2 separate regions of the Homo sapiens genome follow, and region 1 is linked to region 2. Evidence: read pairs that join two places in POLR2A ChIA-PET (ENCODE). Cell type or tissue: Caco-2. All regions are shown on one strand. Links, peaks and the distances in the headings refer to the core of each region. The heading gives the core; the rest is flanking DNA. Region 1 has its middle 28 kb from the start of MTURN. Region 2 overlaps PLEKHA8 (pleckstrin homology domain containing A8).

Region 1 (2,921 bases), core at 280-2,779, 65 kb before region 2:
TCATTTCTAAATATAGATGCAAAAATCCTAAATAAAACAGTAGGCAACTGATTCCAGAAATGTCTATTAAAAATACACCATTACCAAATTGGATTCAACCTAGGAATGCAAGGATGGTTAAAGTTAGAAAATCTCTTAATGAGATTTACCATATTAGTTGGTTTAAGGAAGAAACCTTATGATCATGTCAATGAATGTAGGTTTTTTTTTTTTTTTTTTTTTTTTTGAGATGGAGTTTTGCTTTTTGCCCAGGCTGGAGTGCAATAGCGCGATCTCTGCTCACTGCAACCTCTGCCTCCTGGGTTCAAGTGATTCTCCTGCCTCAGCCTACAGAGTAGCTGGGATTACAGGCATGCATCACCACACCCAGCTAATTTCTGTATCTTTAGGAGAGATGGGATTTCTCCATGTTGGTCAGGCTGGTCTTGAACTCCTGACCTCAGGTGATCTGCCCACCTTGGCCTCCCAAAGTACTGGGATTACAGGCATGAGCCACCATGCCCAGTTAGAAAATTTTTTTGTAATATTAAACATTGCTTCATAATTAATATCACTAGTAAACTAGATGGAGAAAGCAACTTATTTAGCCTGGTAAATGGCAGCTACCAAAGAACCTATAGCAAAAATTGTATGTAATTATGAAATGTTGAAAGCATTCCATTTCAGATTAGGAACACAATAAGATTATCTTCTATGGCCACTTCTATTCAGCATTGTATAAAACCTTTTTGCTTATATAAGACAAGAAAAAGAAATAAAATTTATAAAGATTAGAAAGTAAAAAATACGAAATACAAAGGAACCTATAAACTACTACAAATAAGAGTTTGTCAAGGTTGTTGAATCCAAAACAGGTATATTAACAAATTCAATAGCAACAAAAATTAGAAAATGTAATTTTCCAAAAGATACATTCTTTAATGGCAGCAATAAAATACAAGGTACCTAGGAATAAGTTTACAATTTTATTGTAAAACTTTATGGAAGAACATAGTAATAGGTGGAAGTAATATTGTAAAACAAAAGTTTTACAATAAAATTGTAAATTTATTCCTAGGTACCTTGTATTTTATAACAAAATTGTAAAACTTTATTGAAGAACATAGGAGTAGGCAGAAAGATAAACTATATTCATTGGTAGGAAGATGAAATTTTGTAGTGACAGCGATTTCTCCCAAAGTCAGTCTATAAATTCAGTATAATTTCAATAAATATTCTAATAAGGTATTTCTCAAAATAGAAAAGATGATCCTTAAATTCATACAGAAGATTAAAGGAACAAGAATAGCGAACACAATTTTAAAGGAAAACACTATATAGTCAAACCCTGGTATCTGTGGGGGATTAGTTCCAGGACCCTGGCAGGTATCAAAATCTGAAGATGCTCAGAAGTCCCTTATGTAAAATGGACCAGCATTTGCATGTAACCTATGCGCATCCTCCCGTACATTTTAAATCATTTATAAATTACTTATAATGCCCAATACAATACCTACACATCACTTCATTTGCGTGCATTCAACGTAGTACTTGGCTCAGAAAAAATTCAAGTTTTGCATTTTGGAACTTCGTGAAATTTTTTTGCCCACATTCTTTTTATCCCGGGTTGGCTGACTCCATTTAAGTGCAACCCACAGATATGGAGGGCCAACTGCATTTATTTGTAGGTGCAGGGGAGGGGGCAAATCTCAGCAGACCCTGAGACCTCCTAATAGTGTGATATTGGTCCAGAGAGACAATTAGGCAAATGAATAGAAGAGAGGACCTAGAGTTAAAATCATTTATATATGATGGTGCTGCTGCTATTAAATTACAGGAAAAGAATAGCCTGAATGATTCCAAGACAAGTGGCTATTCATAAGGAAAAAGATAAAATTAACCCAAATTACATCCCATACACAACTTCCAGATGGTTTAAAGACTTAAAGATGGCCAGGCATGGTGGCTCATGTCTATAATCCGAGCACTTTTGGAAAGCCAAGGCAGACAGATCATTTGAGGTCAGGAGTTCAAGACCAGTCTGGCCAACATGGTGAAACCCCGTCTCTACTAAAAATACAAAAAAAAATTAGCTGGCCGTGGTGGCATGCGCCTGTAATCCCAGCTACTGGGAAGGCTGAGGCAGGAGAATCTCTTAAACCTGGGAGGCAGTGGTTGCAGTGAACCAAGATCGTGCCACTGCACTCCAGCCTGAGCAACAGAGCGAGACTCCACCTCAAAAAGAAAAAAAAAAAAAAAGATGTTAAAGACTTAAAGGTGAAAAAAACTACAAAATTATTAGGAAAAATATCACATAATGTTTAGTGATATTTGAATAGGGAATTCTGTTTCTAAACTAAACACAAGCACTAATCACCAAAAGGTGGATTCCATTTGATTAAATTAAAATTTAAAACACAACAAAAGAATGACATACAAAGTGAAAATACAAACCACCATCTAAGAAAAGCTATTTGCTACTCATATAACCAATGTATCTATAGTTGAAAAGAAAAAGATAACCAACCCAAGAGAAAAATGATATAAACTATGAACAAGCAATACCTGGAGGAAAACTCTTGAGTGGCCGGTAAACTTATGAAATGCTGCTCACCAGCCCCTGCCTACCCCTTTTAGCCATTTGTATTTCCTCATTTGTGAGTTACCTAGTCATATCCTTTGTATGTTTTCTATCATTTCTTTGTGAATTTTCTGATTTGTGGGCATTCTTCAAGTCTTGAACTTGCTGTTTTGATCTGGCTATTTGAACTGGATTGGAATGCCAACTTGCTGTTTTAATCCTGTCATTCCTGATAACTTTTTTCTTTTTTGAGACAAGATTTCGCTCTGTCTCCCAGAAAGGAATGCAGTAGTGCAATCACAGCTCACTGCAATCTCAACCTCCTGGGCTCAAGTGATCCTCCCACTTCAGCCTCCTGAGT
Region 2 (2,921 bases), core at 168-2,667:
TTTATTGCAGGTCAGGAACCCTTAGGCCTTATCTCTACACTAGCACAAATCAGTTCCTGGCTGGCAAACTTCTTGGGATGAACTTGTAAATTTTTATTTCAGAAGGTGATGCTGGCAGGGCACGGTGGCTCACAGCTATAATATTAACTACTTTGGGAGGCCAAGATGGGTGGATCACTTGAGGCCAGGAGTTCCAGACCAGCCTGGGCAACAATGGCGAAACCCATCTCTAATAAAAATACAAAAATTAGCCGACAGTGGTGGCATACACCTGTGGTCCCAGCAGGAGGTTGAGGTGAGAGGACTGCTTGAGCCTGGAAGGTCGAGGCTGCAGTGAGCCATGACTGTGCCACTGCACTCCAACCTGAGTGAGAGTGAGACCTTGTCACAAACAAACAAACAAAAAAGGTGATGCTTCTAGACCTTGGCTTCAAGTTCTACAAAAACTCAACTGTGAAGGCCACCACTCCTGTACAAACATTACAACCTGGAAAACCAAATCAATCCTCAGACTGTATCTTGTTGGGCACAGAATCAGTGCTCCAGGAGTCAGACATTATTGGTGATGTTTCAGCCCTTTGCAAAAGTGTTTATTTATATCTTAGGCCACCTCCCCTCACTGAAACAGAAGAGTCAATTTCTGAGAACCTGAGAAAAGGAAGAGGTCTTTGAAATCACACAGTCCAACCAGCACATTTTATAGATAAGGAAACCAATCCCAGGTAAATTAAGTGACCTAATTAGGGTCACAAAGGAAGTACACAACAGAGCTGGGAAGAAAACTCTATCTTTCTGTACTGCCCCTTGAGGCACAAAAGCTCCCAAACCTTGGCTCCCCATTCCCAGAAAGCTGTCCTGGTATAGAACAACAGCATCTTTTCACTCCCATGACGCTGGCTGGTGTGAACAGCTCAACTCCCATGATGCTGGTTGGTGTGAACACTCCCCAAATCCACCATGACTTTTGTGTAGAAGGCATTTAGAACAGCCTCAATTACTGTATTTTATCAAATTTAAGACCCATCTGTATTTGTGAGTGTTATCCAGAGAAAAAGAACCAGTAGAGTGTCAGGGTGTCTGTGTAAAGATATTATAAGGGTGTGTGAGTGGGTATGTGTGCATGTAATGAAATTTTAAGTAACTAGCTCATGTGACTAGAGACTGAGAAGTCCCAAGATCTGCAATCAGCAAGCCAGGAGAGCTCACGGTTAAGTTCCATGCTAGCAGGCTCAAGACCCAAGAAGAACCAATGAAAGCTAGAAAAGGCCAATGTCTCAGCTCAAGGCAGTCGCAGGAGGAATTCTCTGTTACTCAGTCTTTTTGTTCTCTTCAAGTCTTTAACTGATTGGATAAGGCTCATCCACATTAGGAAGGGCAATCTACTTTATAAGGTCTATTGATTCAAATGTTAATCGCCTCCACAACATCCTTACAGATCCAACCAGAATAAACCATCACATCATCAATTTTAAGACACACCATTATTTTACATGACACAAGAAAGAAAAAAACTCTACCAATTAAACAATGACATAGCACAGGTTCTAAGATGCTTCTTGATTTCAGAGTTGTTGAAATGTGAAAAAAAAAGAGTGTCCTAAAACTGAAAAAAATGTACTAAACTAGTTTTATCTTACAAGAATCTGAAAAATGTTGAAGAGCAGCTCTCAACCCCACCCAAAGCACAGCTGCAGTAAATTTTGAAAGCAGCTTGAAGGCTGGGCTCCGTGGTTCACTCCTGTAATCCCAGCACTTTAGGAGACTGAGGCAGGACAACTGCTTGAGGCTGGGAGTTCAAAACCAGCCTAGTCAACATAGTGAGACCCTGTCTCAACAAAAAATTTTAAAAACTAGCTGGGCAAGGTGATGCACCTGAGGCAGGAGGACTGCTTGAGCCTAGGAGTTCGAGACTACAGTGAGCTATGATCACGCCACTGCACTCCAGCCTGGGTGAGAGTGAGACCTTGTCTCAAAAAAAAAAAAAAAAAAAATGTAGCTGGTAAATTATAATAGCAACTGAAATATTACCTTCCTTATAACAGGTTCTGTATTTACCTAGGGTAGGTTATAATTATACAAGGGATGTTCAATATATGGCAATTTTATTCTGTCCTTTGTAACTACACAAACTGTGACCAAGAAAAACTTTTCTTATAAGCACAAAATTCTTGCAGTTTCAAAAGGCACAGTAAGAGACCAGAGAAATCTCATTCCTATTAGACAAAATTTAAATGCAGAGTGATGGAGAGAGTTCAGATTAGTATTAGGACACACTGGTCTTTCATAATGTCCAGTGCTGGGAAACTGGGATACAGCCCAGGAATGATGAATTGTAGAGAAAAGAGGCATGGATGAAAAAGAGACCATTAATCCAGTTTCTATTTTAAATTAATCTGCAGTTATCTCAGAAATGATCAGTCAAGGTAACTAAAGGGCAGATGAAAACTGTTGGTCTGTACTACTCCCTGCTCCCTTAGATGACCACTAGACTATCTTCCTATCCAATCTCCACCCTCTTTTATGCCATCCTCTATTACAGATGCAATGTGGTATCACCCAAATTCCCTGCTGGGAAGGATTAGACATAAAACTTCAATGAGCAGGGGAGAGTTTTAGCTCGTATTAGCTATCATTGCCAGGGACGGGGTAGCGGGTAAAAAAAAAAGAGTATTTAAATACCAATTTCATACGCTTTGTATTATCCTGGATTGTTTCACTACAGAAAGCATACTTGACATTTATTTTTGGCAATCCAGCATTTACCTAGTACTTTTCCATTGATGAAAACTCCCTTCTTCACACTCCAACCATGAGGTTTGGGTGGGGGTGACCAGCTCCAGGGTGGGTATGTGATTTAGGCCTAAATGAAGCTTCACATCCCCTATCCTCAATGATAGTTCCAGAATGGGCAAGTGGCCCAA

What was found. ChIA-PET counts read pairs that join two places held together with the same protein. Peaks named below come from ENCODE experiments on the same cell type or tissue, not always from the same donor. Only the 100,000 strongest peaks of a DNase experiment are listed, where the experiment ranks them.
Region 1: POLR2A ChIA-PET joins it to region 2 with 6 read pairs; 3 of 35 experiments call an interaction of 5 or more read pairs at or near these places.

Annotation. Positions count from the first base shown.
Region 1 is chr7:30,105,373-30,108,293 of GRCh38, reverse strand. It overlaps a transcript of PLEKHA8 not described here. Among named protein-coding and RNA genes, the nearest start is that of MTURN, 28 kb to the left of the region's middle. In Caco-2, for the core only: no CTCF peak of the experiment used is centred there; no DNase peak of the experiment used is centred there.
Region 2 is chr7:30,040,490-30,043,410 of GRCh38, reverse strand. The region is part of intron 1 of PLEKHA8 (pleckstrin homology domain containing A8); the gene reads right to left. Among named protein-coding and RNA genes, the nearest start is that of PLEKHA8, 14 kb to the right of the region's middle. In Caco-2, for the core only: no CTCF peak of the experiment used is centred there; a DNase peak (open chromatin) is centred at 1,710.